Regions from separate parts of the Mus musculus genome. Here region 1 is linked to region 2. Evidence: chromatin loops called from intact Hi-C (ENCODE). Cell type or tissue: left cerebral cortex. All regions are shown on one strand.

Evidence for each region. Peaks named below come from ENCODE experiments on the same cell type or tissue, not always from the same donor. Only the 100,000 strongest peaks of a DNase experiment are listed, where the experiment ranks them.
Region 1: it touches region 2 in a loop (4-fold over the local background); 2 of 42 quality-filtered maps call a loop at or near these places.

The regions. Positions count from the first base shown.
Region 1 is chr5:24,097,998-24,105,997 of GRCm38, reverse strand. Klhl7 (kelch-like 7) reads right to left here and starts at 5,408. Exons shown (of 11, transcript NM_026448.3): 1 at 5,124-5,408. The coding sequence starts at 5,243. In left cerebral cortex, CTCF peaks have their summits at 4,302 (motif pointing left) and 5,283; DNase peaks (open chromatin) are centred at 4,057, 4,330, 4,762, 5,410 and 1 more place; H3K4me3 peaks cover 2,864 bases; H3K27ac peaks cover 2,251 bases.
Region 2 is chr5:23,846,318-23,854,317 of GRCm38, reverse strand. Gm42228 (a long non-coding RNA gene) reads left to right here and starts at 1,279. Exons shown (of 2, transcript XR_880875.3): 1 at 1,279-1,620; 2 at 4,188-4,864. 2700038G22Rik (RIKEN cDNA 2700038G22 gene) reads right to left here and starts at 3,721. Exons shown (of 4, transcript NR_045042.1): 1 at 3,697-3,721; 2 at 2,163-2,197; 3 at 1,558-1,600; 4 at 1-532. It overlaps Snord93 (small nucleolar RNA, C/D box 93), which reads right to left and starts at 2,085; the gene lies at 2,041-2,085. In left cerebral cortex, CTCF peaks have their summits at 1,251 (motif pointing left), 2,876 (motif pointing right), 3,663 and 3,871 (motif pointing left); DNase peaks (open chromatin) are centred at 3,038 and 3,842; H3K4me3 peaks cover 1,209 bases; H3K27ac peaks cover 539 bases.

The sequences.
Region 1 (8,000 bases), 250 kb before region 2:
TCCCGCCAACTCCTCCCAGAACCTCCCTACCTCCCCAATTTCATGTTCTTTCAGTGTTTAGAATTTTTCCCCCTTTTCCTTTCCTTTTTTTCTTTTTCTCTTGAAACAGTCTCATTTCATAACTAATGATACACTGGATAAATCATGATATATTTGTATAATGGAGAAATACCATATTCCATAAGGAATGAGCTACTTAGTCTACATAGTAACACAGATAAGCACACTAATACTGGTTTTTAAGAAACTGGAGCATGATGCCAGGGCATACCTCAGTGTGGGGTAGAGCTTGCTCAGCATGTGCAGGGCCCTGGGTTTAATCTCCAGTGAGGTAGAAAAGAAAACAATGGAAGCAAAATAAACCCAAGCATACACTGCATGATTCTATGCTTACCTATAAAAATAAATTCATAAGATAATGGTAATTGTCATGGGAGAAAGAGATTGAGAGGCACAAGAAACCATTTTTGTATTGGTCACATTTTAGTCCTATTGTTAAGAATGTATTCACTTTATAATTACTGAGTTTCTGATTTGTAAAACTTACACTTAATCAGAAAGTTCACTTTAAAAACAGAAAGACAGAAATGACCAGGATGATGAAGGAAAAAGCACAAACCCCAAAAAGCTAAAGCTGCTGTCAGTGTACAACGATACTCCTACAGTCTGTACCAAAGCTAATGCCAAAGCTTACATACACTGGTAATTAAACAATGGGACCAAGGCGGGCCCCTCAGAAGTAACTAGGTATAAAGGGATCCATCCTCAGGAACACAGTATGGTTCCTATGAGAGCGACTTAGGGGCTGGAGAGATGGCTCAGTGGTTAAAAGCTCATACTGCTCTTGCAGAGGACCCGAGTTTGGTTTTAGCACCACGTGGGATATTTCACAAATGCCTGTAGCTTCAGGTCCAGGGGACCTGATACCCCTGAAGGCACCTGCAGTCATGTGTACTATCTACTATCTACATGTACACGATACTCTTAAAAAAAAAAAAAAAAAAAAACTCTTTAAAAACAAATGAGTAGCTTAGTTGTATGAGTGAATTTTTATAAGAATGCCTGTCATTTCCCCCGCAGTCTCAGTTGTTCTCTAACACAAGGCCGATTCCTTTCTGATTTTCATGGTGCACTATATAGTACCCAACAGACGTTGAACAGATATTGGTAATGTCTTGGACTTCCAAAATCAAAAACTAAATAATTGTTTTCTTCATAATTACTAACCTTTGATTATTTTGTTATAGAAACAAAATAATGACCTCATAGCAGTATATAAAAGAAATGACCAAAATTGTGTTACCTAAATCCATAAACAAATTAGCAGGTAGGGTAGGGACTGGAATTGTGGTATGCTAACCTCCACCTGTTTGGAAATCTTAAAAGAATGTTTCAGGGTCTGTGCAGAGGGCTATTGTCATCCAAGCACTCATTTCCTTCATTGGCAATGGAATAAGGTTTAAATTGAAACAAAATATAACCCAAATTTGAGATACAAAGTATTTACCAAAGAACAAGAACACTTCTAAAACTCAAGCCTTTTCTTGGCCTCTGCTTCAACCTACCCCCATCAACTGCCCTTGTCAGTCATTCTTAGTTAAATCTTTCCTGTGTCATGAGCAACGCTATATGAACAATAACTACTACAAAATGAAACTATACATCTTTTTTTAAAATGTGATTTTCATGAAAATGGCCCCCACAGACCCATAGAAGGTGACAATGTTAGGAGTTTGGCCTTCCTGGAGGAAGTGTGTCACTGCTCAAGCCAGGCCCAGTGCCTTTTTCTGTGGCCTGCTGATCCAGATTCAAAACTCTCAGCTACCTCTTTCAGCACCATGTCAGCCTGCAGGCTGCTATCTTTCCCACAATGATGACAATGAACTAAACCTCTGAAATCTGTAAGCCAGACTCAATTAATGTTTTCCTTTGTAAAAGCTGCCTTGGCCATGGTGTTTTGGGACTTTGGACTAGTAAAGCAGTTGAATGTTTTAAGGTCTTAATGAGCCATAATAGTAGAAACAGGGACAACAGTAGGTTAATGAGGTGGTGGGGCTGGCTCAAATGGTTCCAGAGAAGAATGTCAGTACGTGGGCTAAAGACGATGCTTTTGATATTTTGGTGAAGATTGTAGCTGCTTTCTACCCTGCTGCATCCACTCCAGGAGTGACTCACATTACAGGTTTGGAAACCTGGAAGCAGTCCTTAGCAAAGAGTTTCAAGGAAACTCAGCCTCCTGGAACCTTGGCATTCATTCCCATAGCTAGAATGCATCAGATTTGTCCCTGCAATGTTGTGGAGGGTCTTGCATGCTTTCTTACAGTATTTTACTGGATAAGAGTTAGAAATCTCAGGGCAAGCTTAGCAAAGTATACTTAGAATCTTCACTACAGCCAGGTATAGCAGGCTACATTGCTATTAGAAGCAAGTTGGTGAATTCTTCTGACAAATGGAGATTCCCCACAGACACTTAAAAGAACAGCCAAGTTACCTTCATATGCAAGAATTTACCAAGGCCTAGGAAATAGGGGTTCTGGTATTGCATTATTCATGAGGTCTGCTAGATCAGAACCCCCTGGTGGTGGGCTTAACAATAGACTAGCATTACACCTGGCTCCCTTCTTAGAGGTAAATGTGGCCTGGTCTCCGCCATCTTTTGATGTATGCATTCCTTTTGTTTTGTGTCACTGTAACTTAGCAGGGAAGTGTTTGCCTGGTTTCTTGTTACTCTTCTGTATAAAAAGTAGGTTGCTCGATTTGACAAATTATACTCAGATTCAACATGCTCTCTCCTGTCGTCTCTGTTTGTCACCCACTTTTGCTGACTCCTTCACCCACCTGCAACCAGAGACCCGTTCCACGAAGATAGAAGACAAAAAAAGGGGATAGTCTGTTGCACTACCCTTGTCCAAAAATCTGCCTGAGGCTAAATTGGAAGGTAATAGATTAACAGCTTTGGCAGAGATTTCAAAATATCCTACTATTAACTGTGTGGTTATCAGAGCCATTTTTATATAGATCTATAATAAAAAGGAAGAAGATGAGCAAGGAAAATATATAAAATGTACAGTTTGAGGAGAAAAGGGGCACCAGGAAGTGTAATGGTCCTTGTGCTCAAGGAGATGAAAAGTTGTAAAAACCTGATTCTAACTGTAATATAAGGGTGGTGACCTCAGGGCAAGACTCCATCCAATTAATCTTTCAACTTGTGAAAAAGTTTAGGGCCAGACACACTAGTACACACCTTTAATCAATCCCAGCACTCAGGAGGCAGAGGCAGGCAGATCTCTGAGTTCAAGGCCATCCTAAACTATAGACCAAGTTCTAGGACAGACAAGATTAAGCAACAAAAGAAACTACAGTGAAAATGTTTTGAATAAGAGGTCCGTGTTCCGCCTTTAATCCAAGCACTTGAGAGGCAGAAGCTATACAGAGAAACCCTGTCTTGAAAAAACCAAAAAAAAAAAAAAAAAAAGGGGTCCGTGTTCCAGCCCCAGCAAGCATCAGAACTTGGCAATAAAACCATAAAACAAAGAAAAATACATGAATCCATTAAGGTGATTAAAATGCTCTAGGAGTCTATAATAGCTCAACAAAAATAAACTATGTGAATCAGTACAAAATGGTACTATGCATCTTTGTTAAATGCAGGAATCCTCCAAGTTGATAAAAATGCTACAGGAGTCTGAAATACACCATAAAACAGATTAAATTAGCCACAGTAGAAGGGTCAGATCCCTGAGTGCTCACCAAATATCCATATTCTTCTTTGTATTCAATAGCATAACCTTGATTTTTCAGTAAATCTCATAACTGTATTTCTATTTTAACAAAAAAGATGTCACAATATTCTAAAGCTAAGTCTAAGAAATATGAATTAATTTTAAAATCAAAGAACTAAATAACATGTTGGTTCAGACCATCTTCTTGTAACACCTGATGGATGCTGTGACTTTGTTGCAGCCTATCTAAGGAATGAGGTAATGCTTTGCAAAGCTCCAGCCCACATCTGCCACAGTTCGGGACAGTAGGAGTATACCAGAATGAGCTTAAACAAATTTAAGCACCAGTGAGTTCGATTTAATTACCACTAGAGGTACACATCAAAGACACTTGCAATCTCAAATCATCAATTCTGTAGATCTCAAAAAGGTTACACAAAAAGAACACAAATATGAAAAGAGATGCATTTTAATAAAGAAGCCAGCCATTCACAGCTATTTCAGCATAAAAACCAGGAAAGATATAGGCATTGAAAACATAGTATCTATCCGCTACAACCAGAGCAGTGTGCCATCTTGTGAACAAAGAGAAGACTGCTGCGACCAGTGTTTGGCCTTAAGAAATCAGGAGTTGGTATCTTCCGAAATAAATCTTAAGATTCTTCTGCTGCCCATACTCACAGCAAAAGCGTCAGAAAGCCGAATTAGGTTTTTTAATCACTCAAGCTTATCTGTAGTGCTTTGTCCTCTTGAAAAACAGATTTCAGAGTCAACAAACTGACAAACATCCCCAGAATCCATAATGTGTTCTCTACCAAGTAAAACTCACGGAACCAAAAACCAACCAAGTGGTGTTCCCCTGCTTACCGGTCTATTGGAGGTTATAATCTAGTTAATTCTATCAAACACCTATCTACCGTCTCCATCGTTAAGCCGTGCCTTTCATAACCCACCTTTCAACCAAATGCTGCGGTTTCTCCAATACACGGCAAAATCAAAGACAGCACAAAGAGATCCTCTTGGTTAACAGTGGCGCCAGAACCCTTAGAAAACTGCTATTTACTGGTGACTGGCGTCGCCCTAAATGACAGGTGATTTATCAACTCGTGCCACTTGGGTGACAGGGCGGCGGGGCGGGAGCCTCCCTCCGAGAGCTCCAGATGACACCGCACGGTAAGGGAAGGCTCCAGGCCTCACGGGGAACTGGATGAGACCGGTTACACAACCGCCCCGGAGGCCCCCCGCCCGCCGCAGGAGTCCCCGTCGAGCGGGCCTCGGAAGCCCCGTGGCGGAGCAGGCCGTCAGCCAAGGCGCCGGCCCCGCCGCCAGCCTCCGCCGGACCCCTGCCCACCGCCCCGCACCGCCCCGCACCGCCCCGCACCACCCCGCACCGCCCCGCACCTGTTTCCTCATGTTGTTCATGACGCCCATGAACCCCGCCAGCAGCTTGGCTTCTTCGCGAGCCGCAAGTTTCTTCTCAGTTTTCTTCTTGCTACTCTTTTCCACGCCGGAGGTGGCCATCCTCTCTTTGCCCTCTGCGGGTTCGCGGCGACAGTTTGCCCGCCACACGCGGCAGTCTGGAGCACGGCTTCGGCGGCGGAGCTCGGAGAACTGCGGGAAAGCCGAAGGAGGACGAGACGAAGCCAACTCGGCCACGGTTGCAAGCGAAGGGAGTCCCAAGCATGCGCACTGGGTCGGGCGGGGGGGGTGCGCTCTAAGGAGGAGGGGGCGGGGCAGTGCGTCACAGCCACGCGACGCCCTAGCAACCGGCTGCGTCGCGCGGTGCGGCGTCCTCAACAGTGGGTACCCTTCGGCCTGATCCAAGCTCGCGTGTGCTTTTCTTCTACCAAAGGCCGACTTCCCAGGTTTAGATTTCGTGATGATCTATTTTGGATAATTGTGTAATAGAACAAACTAAGACGTCTCCCTATGGCGTAAGCTCCCTGAGAACAGGGTCAGTTCTTCACTGCCTTTTCAGACTGGGGCTCATTGTAGGCGCTCAGTAACTATTACAGGAAAATTGCATACTGCAAGGCAAAGGTTATTTAGGATAAGCACAAGAGTTACTTGTTTGAGATTCAGAAAGCAAAACCATTGTCCTGTCGATTTCTCCTCTCCGTGACATGCCTGCCTGTTTAGTAGGCTGTCTTTCTCATTAAAACAGATCTGGTGGGTGATGGTGGTGGTGGAGGCAGAGAGTGGTGGACTACTGAGAGAAACCCTGTCTGGGGAAAAAAACAAAATCAAAAAAACCAAAAAACTAGAGAGCAGGTGTTAGTTCCAGCCAACTTTATTGAGGTTTCCCCGGGCAGTTCTACTGGAATACAGAACTCAGTCCTAGAACTCACAGAAACATGTTCATAATGAGTTTTTTATTTTGCTGTTTAGGAATACACAGGACTGAAGTCGTTATTTCTAGTAATGAACTTTCTACATAGCCTCAGTTTTCTACCTAGATGTATGAAGAACTAGACAGAAGTTTTATGTAAAATGATCTAGACCGCTGTTGATCTAAAACAATAACTGCTTAAAAGAAAATTAAATAAATTATTTTAAGCTGCATAGGGTCAGCAATGGCCTAAAAAGGGATTGAACATATCCTGGACAGTATGTTTCTTTATAAAAGAGATTAGATAAATATATTTATCTGCAGGAGGTGGGGGAAGAAAGTTAATCAAGGCGTTTACCAGATACACTGGTGGGAGCATCAAGTTGGTGGACCACAGCACAGTGAGAAAATCCTTTTGGAAGTTTTAGACGTCATATATATATGATGCCCCCTTTCAACATGTTTTATTTAAGATAACTTTTAAATTAAATATATTCTAATCATATTTTTCCTCTCCCTCAGATCCTTCCAGATCTTCCTGTCCCTGCTCACCCAACTTTTTTTTTTTTTTTTTTAAATATATTTATTTATTTATTATATGTAAATACACTGTAGCTGTCCTCAGACACTCCAGAAGAGGGAGTCAGATCTTGTTTCGGATGGTTGTGAGCCACCATGTGGTTGCTGGGATTTGAACTCCTGACCTTCAGAAGAGCAGTCGGGTGCTCTTACCCACTGAGCCATCTCACCAGCCCTCACCCAACTTTTAAGTTGTTTGTCAAACAAACAAATCCAATACTGTAACAAAACCAAGAAAATATATAAAATGACACCCCAAAAGAAAAACAAACATCAAGTTGTAATTAAAGAAAAGTGCATGCGTGCTTGTGCATGCAAGTGTACACACATACACACACACATACACACACACACACACACACACACACACAAAGCTGGAGTCTATTATATGTTTGTCAACTATTCCTGAAAATGAGACCTTCTCTGGAGTGATTGGTATACACCAGTGTCACGCCATTAAACAAAACTGTTTTTCCCTCTCCCAGCGGGTATAAATGACAGTTTAGTTCTTACCTTCATCCTAGTGGTTTTCATGCATTCACTTTTTTAAAAATACAACAAAATAAAATATAAAACAAGACCCATTACTTTGAGATTGGACCAGGCAACCTAACAAAAGGAAGAAAACCCTTGAGAAGACACAAGAATAAGAGACCCACTTGTTCACAGACAGGAATTTAAACAACAACAACAACAGCAACGCACTAAACTGAAAAGCCATACTGTCTATACAGAGGACCTGGTGCAGACCCATGCAGACCTTGTGCATTCTGTGTCAGTCTCTGTGAGTTCCTGTGAGCTTTGCTCATACTGATTTAGTGGTCCTTGTTTCCTTGGTGTCCTCCATCCCCTCTGGCTCTTGCGCTCTTTCTGTGCTCTTTCTACCTCCTGTTTTGCAGAGTTTCCTGAGCTCTGATGGAAGGGATTTGTTGGAGACATCCTATTTAGAGCTGAGTGTTCCAAGGTCTCTCACTCTCATTGTAATGCCTGGCTGTGGGTCCCAATATTTGTTTCCATCTGCTTCAGGAGAAAGCTTCTCTGATGATGGCTGACCAAGGCACTAATTTATGAGTACAACAGGATATTTTTAGAATAATAAATATTATTTGTATTTTATTACTACACTGATTTCTTTTCTCTCTTTTTTTTTTTTTGACTAGTATTATTTGATTTTATCCTAGGTCCCTGAACTATCTAGTCTCTGGTTCTTGGCCACCCAAGTAGTATGGACCACCCAAGCAGAGTTGGTTGCTTACTCCAGAAGCTTTGTGCCATCATTACCCTAGCATAACTTGTAGGCAGTACACCATTGTAGATAAAGAGTTTGTTGCTGGTTTGGTGTTTATGTTTCTCTTTTGGTAGCGTGAAGA
Region 2 (8,000 bases):
GTTGAGTAGGCCCAAGCCTGAACCTTCAGGAAAGGTCTGTACTTGAAACAATCAGGCTGGAGTGGTTTGGTTTCTCTGTGTAGCCTTAGCTGTTTTGGAATTTGCTCTGTAGGCCAGGCTGGCCTCATATTCAGAAATGCACCCGCCTCTGCCAGGATTAAAGGTATGCAGCACCACTGCACAGCTCAGGCTAGGCTTATGAGTGGCAGGTGAACCCTTGCCCACGGTGGTTGGCCATTTAGGGAGGAATGAAGAACAAATGGAGTCTCCAAATCACAAGACTCCTAAGAAATATGGGAGGTAGGTTTCTATCTCCTAATGGCTACCCTCCCAGTTTAAGTTCAGACAGCCATTTTAAGTACCTGCAGCAACCAAACCATAGGGCTGCTGTGCAACAGCCATCCTTTTGTTCAGAGGGGACAGGGACAGTCTGCGGGGTCAAAGCAGGTCAGGCTGGCAGGCGATGGTAGATCTGACGAAACCACAAGAAACATCGGGTTTACTCACTGTCAGGTAACTGCACTGGCTTTTCCTGGGGGGGGGGGGGGAACCTAGAGATAAGAAACAATCATTTATTAGAGATGAGAGACCAGTGGGCCTCGGGGTAGGGCTAGGGCCCTAGAGCGAGATTCCTGCATTGGAGATGGGTAGTGTCTGCCAGTTGGATGAAGATCTGGTGAGACTGTGGCCACCACCCCACCCCCACCAGACCATAGTTGCCAAGTTTACTCTGCTCATGCCTGGGAGCGCCACAGCGCATCATCGTGGACAATGTAAAGCTCTTTCACTCCATATATTCAAGACTCTTACTTGGAATTATGAGTTCTCTGAAAACATTAACTTTTTGCTTCATTTCTCTACAGAGCATTTGAACATAATGAGGCATTGACATGGTAGTTTAAATCACATAGGCTATTTGCTCATTCCAGCTACAGCTAGAGTACACATGGTGGGTATTAAGCCAGGACACCAAAAGGATCCTACCATACAACTCACTCTCCTGGGAGGACTAGATCTCTCAACTATGTGTTGGACAATTCTGAGCTGCCAAAGTTTAGGGCTCAGCAATTAGGAGCCCTGGCTGCCTGCTCTTCTTGGAGTTAGGTTCAATTCCTAGCAACCAAGTGTAACTCCAATTCCAGGGGGATTTGATGCCCTCTTCTGGCCTCCACGGGCACTGCACACACATGGTACAGACATGCAGGCAAAACATATAAAAAAGTTTTATAAATAAAACTAAAATTTTCAAAAAAAATTTCTTGATGCCCTCTTCTGGCCTCCAGGGGCACTGCACACATATGGAACAGACATGCAAGCAAACATAAAAGTAAAAATTTTATAAATAAAGCCAATTTTTTCAAAAGATCTTTTATGTTAACATTGTGACATGTTTCAGAGTAGGGCTGACGCATAGAAAACTAAATAATGGAACTTCGTTCTACAGACACAAAATTCTCATGCTCTCTATATACAATGAGAATGCCTCAGAATTCACCCGTTCCCGATATGAAGGGGAACAGGTAACCTAAAACCTTGACTCTACACACAGATGCCTACCTTCTCTTCTAGAAGTCGGACCAGTTCATCTCAAGCTCCAGAGCTGCAGAAGGAACACCAGAGGTAAGTACATCTGCAACCATTACTTAATAAATAAAGCAACACACCCATGTGTGGACTATGTTGACATTAACCATCTTTTAGTATAAATAGAACACTTAATGTACTACCCAGTACATTGGGTGGATCTACTCAGAAATGTTTGAACACAACTTGAAATGCAAAGCCATATCACCCTCTAAGTATTAAACATTCACCAACGCTCCCATTTATTACATTTATTATTTTGAGTGTGCACACACGTGTGCTAGCACACACATGAAGGTGCAAGAATAACTCTAGAGAGCTGGCTCTCTCCACCAGGTCCCAGAATCAAAGGTAACGGGCTTGGCACTGCTAAGCCCTCTCACTCCATTCTCCAACCCCTCATCTACTTTAAAAAGACATGGGGTGACTGCATTAAATTCCTGCCTGTTCTATTGGCCTCAGGTAAATCCTTTAACCCATCACAGCAGCGTATCCAGTCAGGTTAGAGTTCTCATCCTTGGCCAAGAACTGTTCCTGGAATTATGCCTGGAAAGCCAAACTTGCCATCTAACACATACCTTGAATTCATGATCATCCTGGACACAGCACTCATCTGCTCAAAAGAAAAAAGAACCAGCACTGTTACAAGCAGCAGCCACAGCTTCCTTCAGAAAGGACCTTCCTGGTGGCTCCTAGCTGCATCTGGTGATGGAAGGCCTGCCTCTGACTAGCATTTATTCCTGCACAGAGCTCTAATCTTCATACTGCTGACAGCTGGGAGTCCATTTTATTCCCTCTGGGCCATCTTTCCCACTATTTCCACCCCAGAAGCAAAAACTCTTAATGTTTAGAAGCAAATAGTACTGCAGGTAATAGCAGTACTCTTCCTTTAAGAAAGTGAAACATTTTCTCTGATTTCAAAACCAGAAGCAGCGTCAGATGTGTCTCCTGAGCCTGAATGAGGAAGGGAAAAATAACTCCTTACCTTAGAAGGTGGCTCATGCTGCCCTTCACTCTCGAAGGGGCTCAACAGAACCCTAACCTCTAACGGAAAGAAAACTACAACACAGGGAACTTGTTTACAAGAGCCCACAAGCCTATTTTTCCTCTAAAATGTCCTTTACCAGGCACAGTGGCTTATGTCCATAAATGCCAATACTTAGGGTCCTAGAGCACAAATATTCTCTGGGCCAGTATGACAATCTGTCTCAATAATCTAATAATCTTTTAAAAAGATTTATTTCTTCTATATGAGTGCACTGTTGCTATCTCCAGACAACACCAGAGGAGGGCATCAGATCTCATTACAGATGGTTGTGAGCCACCATGTGGTTGCTGAGAATTTAACTCGGGAACTCTAGAAGAGCTGTCAGTACTCTTAACCACTGAGTCATCTCTCCAACCATGATATTTACTTTTAATTGGTGTCTCAATCAGTCACCTCTTAAACAGGGAGGACTCCTGGGTGCTCGCTAAACACCTATACCCGGTCTTAGGAATTCCAAATCACGATTCCTAAATCATTGCTTATAAGTCACCTTGCTTAAGTGCTAATCCAGTGGCTCAGATTTCTCCCAGGACCCAAAACCCAGACAGGCTGGGTCTGTGTCAGCAGTAGGGTAATCCAGGTCCTGTAGGCAGAGGTCCCTGCTGGACTCGGTTGCAGGTATCCGCCTGAATATACCCTCAAACCTTAAAACAAATGAGCACAAAACAAAAAGCCCAGCCTTTGTGCCAAGCAGCAATTAAAGGACACGTGCGGCGGCGAGGACGCGCCTGCGTGGGCGAAATCACCCCTGCCCTTGCTGACACTGGGATTATCCTGCCTCCTGCTACTTTCCGAGCTCTGATCTCATTCGCTTCCTAAATAGTCGATGTCCCCGTCATCGGAGTCCTGGGCGGGCGGGAAGCCCCGAGTGTGCCCAGGACCCGGGCTGTCCGGACGCCGCGCCTCCATCCGAGAGGGGACAAATCCGGGCAGCGCAAGGCTGATCGCCTGTCCCACACAGAAGGGACGCGTATGGGCAGGGACCCGCGCCACGGGCGAGCGCCGTGAAAATCGCCAAGACCACGTGGCGTGGTCCTGGGACTCGCAATGGGGAGAGTACTTACCAGGAGCGCGCCGCGGCGGAAGAGCTGGGCGCCAGGGCGGGACCGAGTTTAAAACCGACCGGACATTGAGCACCGGGGCTCAGCCAACCAGAGTGGCCCAGCGCCCCTCCTGCCCGCCCCTTCCCCCGTTCCCGCCTGACTCCAGCGCCGGCCCTCACGCGCCCCCTGGCGGCACCAGAGCCACTGGCCCCGCCCGCTTCCCCAAAAAGACTTAAACTATGTCTGTCTGTGATATTTGCATGTGCTCAAAATGCCAGACATAGGTGTCAGCTTCCCTGGAGCTGGACTCACAGACAGCTGTGAGCCTCCTAAATTGAATGCTGGGAACTAAATTCAGGTCCTCTACAAGAACAGAACACTGTTTAAGCGGCAAACCATCTCTCTAGCCATGTAAAAACAAAACGTAAACCAACCAAACAGACCAAAACATCCGCCATTAAATTCCTGCTACATCCTGCCACAAGTAAGCCACCTTTTATTTCTCCTTATAGCAACAGCCCTCAAAAGAGTTGCCTACTCTTTGTGTGCTCTTGGTATGTTAAGCGTCACAGGCCACTGAGGAACTGAAAAGTAAGACACCACCATGGTACCACTTACACACTTATCAAAACGCCTGCACCCCAGACCCCACTCATCCATTGCTTGTGGGAACGCAAGAGGAGAATTCAGAAGACAGTGGTGTAAGAAGGAACCAACTGAAGCCATTTGGAACAGGCCTTAACTCAAAGTTTAAGTTCCCAAGACCTCCCTGGGTAACTGACTTCCTGCTTGGTGAGTAGAAGCATGGATGCTAGGTGAGTGCACTTCAACATGAACGCTGCAGTTGAGTCCTGTAGGAACAGAGTAAGTGCACCACAAAGACGTGCTCTTAAGGAAGTCCCCTACCCCTAAGTCCTGATTGGTGGGATAACTTAGCACAGACGTTTATGGATTTCAAGCTTAAAAGCCCCGTACCATTCTGGCTTGGGGTTGCAGTTCAGTTCCTGAGTCTCTTCTATGGCCCTGATTGATCAGCAGCAGCCCGAGTGCAATACATCTTTGTCATCTGCTTAAATACTTACTAAGATGTTCGAAGACGCAGTCAGACGGAGTCTGTGCTGCTGTTCCTAACTGGTTGATTTTTGCTGCCTAATTCAAATAAAGATCTTGCTTTGGGGGGACTCTTGAACCTGCTCGGGTTGTTTTGGATTTTTAGACCCCAACACAAGAACATATCTATAGGCACCTTAAACTGTTTCTCTATTTGTTTCTCAGTATGTGTACGTGAGTGTCTTTGTGTTTGTGCTCGTGTTGCCCATGCACGTGGAGGTCACAGGTTGGTGTTTCTTTCCCTCAATTATTCTCCACATTATTTTTTGAGACAAGTTCTATCACTGGGCGTCACTGACTCAGCTAGACTCTTCACTAGTCCTCCCCGCCCTGCAGAGGTCTCTGCAGCCTGCATGGGCATCAGAGAGAGGAGCCTTGGGAGGTGAGGATACAAGGCAGGTCAGCTCCACAGGGCTCAGTGGTCAGCGCTGACAAAACTTTGGCAGTCAGACCTCAGTTATTTATTTTAGGTATACTTAAGCACAGCACAGTGTGGCCAAAACTATCCTTGTGATGGTTTGTTGCATTCGTCCTCGACCAGCCCGAACGACAAGACCACCAGTTCTTCTAACAGCAGTTTATTCGGCAACCTTCAGTCTTCATCTCTCTCCCTCTTCATCTCTCTCCCCCAACCCCGGGCCTCTCACTCTTATATACTCTCAGCCCGCATCCACTCACGGCAGGCCACGTCACCTCACCAGGCACAAGGCTTCAGCCAATCAGGGCGGCAGGGGCGCGTCTCCACCAAATATAGATTTGTTTACACCACCAGCTCTGCATCCGGCAGGCACCATCTTTAAGGTGCCGCTCAGGCAGCCTAAGGGGGAGGCTACAGCCTCCTACAATGGTTACCTCAATCCCACATGCACAGGAAGCATACCTAGGTCAGTCTCTCTGTCTCCCTTCTCCCTCCCCTCCTCTCCCTCCTTCTGAAAGACCCACAACGTGAGGACTCCCCCACGTTCTGACTCAGGAGAGGCAACACCCCAAAATCACTCACAAGAAACGGTCTTGCTGCAAACTGCAAGAGGATTTTTATTCAAGAGCGCTCTCAGGCCCACGGTCATACACCATGCAGGGGTAGAGGACCGTGGGGCGCCGAGTAGCTGGATAAGGGGGTATTTAAAGGAAGAAACCACAACTCAAGGAGGTGGGGAGGGCGTTGTTGGAAAATACCAAAAATACCAGTTAAGAGTCACAAGGAAGTGCAAAGTCACAAGAGTCACGAGGAATACCTGGTAATTGTGAGGGTTATTTCTCAAGACAGTTTCTAAGAGCCCCTAACAATAGCACATTCTTTGAATGAACACTCTTTGAACCCAGGAAGCGGGTGGGTGGAGGAATGTTGCTATCTGTTTTATGACCAGCACACCTTGAAGCACTGAGCCACAAAGGCCACACTCCAAACCTGGGCCCAAAGGCCTAGAATTTTGTTTTTACGTTTTACTCTTTCACTTCCTCCACCCCCTACCCCTCTCTGGCTTTTCAAGACAAAGTTTCTCTGTGTTTCCCTGGCTGTTCTGGTACTCAAACTCAGAGCTCTTCCTGCCTCTGCCTCCTGAGTGCTGGGAGTAAAGGCGTGGGCCACTGCAGGGCCATACCTCAATCTCTTTGTGGAACATAGACAGATCAAATGTGACTACAGCAAATCTCTTTGTAAAGTACATGTGACACCTTCCATAACAGGAGGTTTTGTTGCTTGCCTGAGGGAAAACAAGAATGGGTCTGGAGGAGCGTCCAGCACCAGAAAGTCTTCAGCCACCCAGATTGTACAGAGGTCACCAAGCTAGAAAGTATGTCTGCTCAAGGCTTCTGGGAGGAAAACAGGTTTGATTTTACATTCCTTCTCTTGAAGAACCAAGCCTGTGTGGTTACCATCCCAGGCTCTCCTAGTGCATGCCTATGAGTACCAAGACCACCACGCCCCCTATACCTCCCAGCACTGGTGTGAGAGACAAGTGCCTCTGTAAAAAACTGTCCCTCCCCCTTTCAATGTGGGTGCTAGGTTTCCAATCCAGTCCTCAAGCTTGCCGGGAAAATGCTTTACTGATTAGACCGAGACTGCAGCCCCTCATTTTAGTTTTAAATGAAAACCAACATGAACTAAGAGGCAGCTTTCTTGACACTCCTTCCACAGAGACTGACTTGTCACAAGGTTTCTCTTCCTACTTCTAATGTACATAGAAGATGGAGAGGTGGGATGGAGAAGGGAATCACATCTGCCATTGATTCAATGTGAAGATATATTGTTGCAACTATCAACTTTCTGATCCCTGAGAATAATCGGGAAGTAGCAGGGCTGAGGACAGAGAGGAAAGAAGGGCAGAGAAGTGCGCAGTGAGGTGGATCAGTGGGTCAGTATTTGAAAAGTTCAATCCCAGACCCCATGGAAGGGTGGAAGGAGGAGAAAGACATCTCAAAGTTTTCCTCTGAGCTGCATTCGTACACTATGGCATGTGCTTGTATACACACACACAAACACATGCACATGCACACACATGCACACACACCTCACACCTCATAGACAGATATACACACACCACAGACCTACACAGACACACACCACACAGACATACATATACCACACACCTCACAGACAGACAGACACACCACAGATGCACATAGACACACCACACACACACACAAACCACAGACCCACACATATCCACACACCACGGACACACACATCACAGACACATACATGTCACATACCTCTCAGACAGACAATCAGACACACACACACACACACACACACACACACACACCACACAAAGAGACACATACAGAGAAACAAATACACCACACATAGACACCACTCACTACAAGGACACAAATAACACCTCATAGACAGACACACCACACACCTCACAGGATGACAGACACACACATACACCACACAGACACATACACACACATCATACCTCCCAAACAGGCAGACACACACACACCACACACCTCACAGACAGACACACAGACACACACACACCACAGACACACAAATACGTATACCACATACCTCAGAGATAGACAGACAGAAATACATACACACACACACACACACCACAGACACACACAAGTACATACACACACATCATTCCTCACAGACAGACAGACACACACACACACCACACACACATCATACACATACATACACACACACACCACCGACACACACACACAGACAGAGACACACCACACAGTCATGCAGACACAGA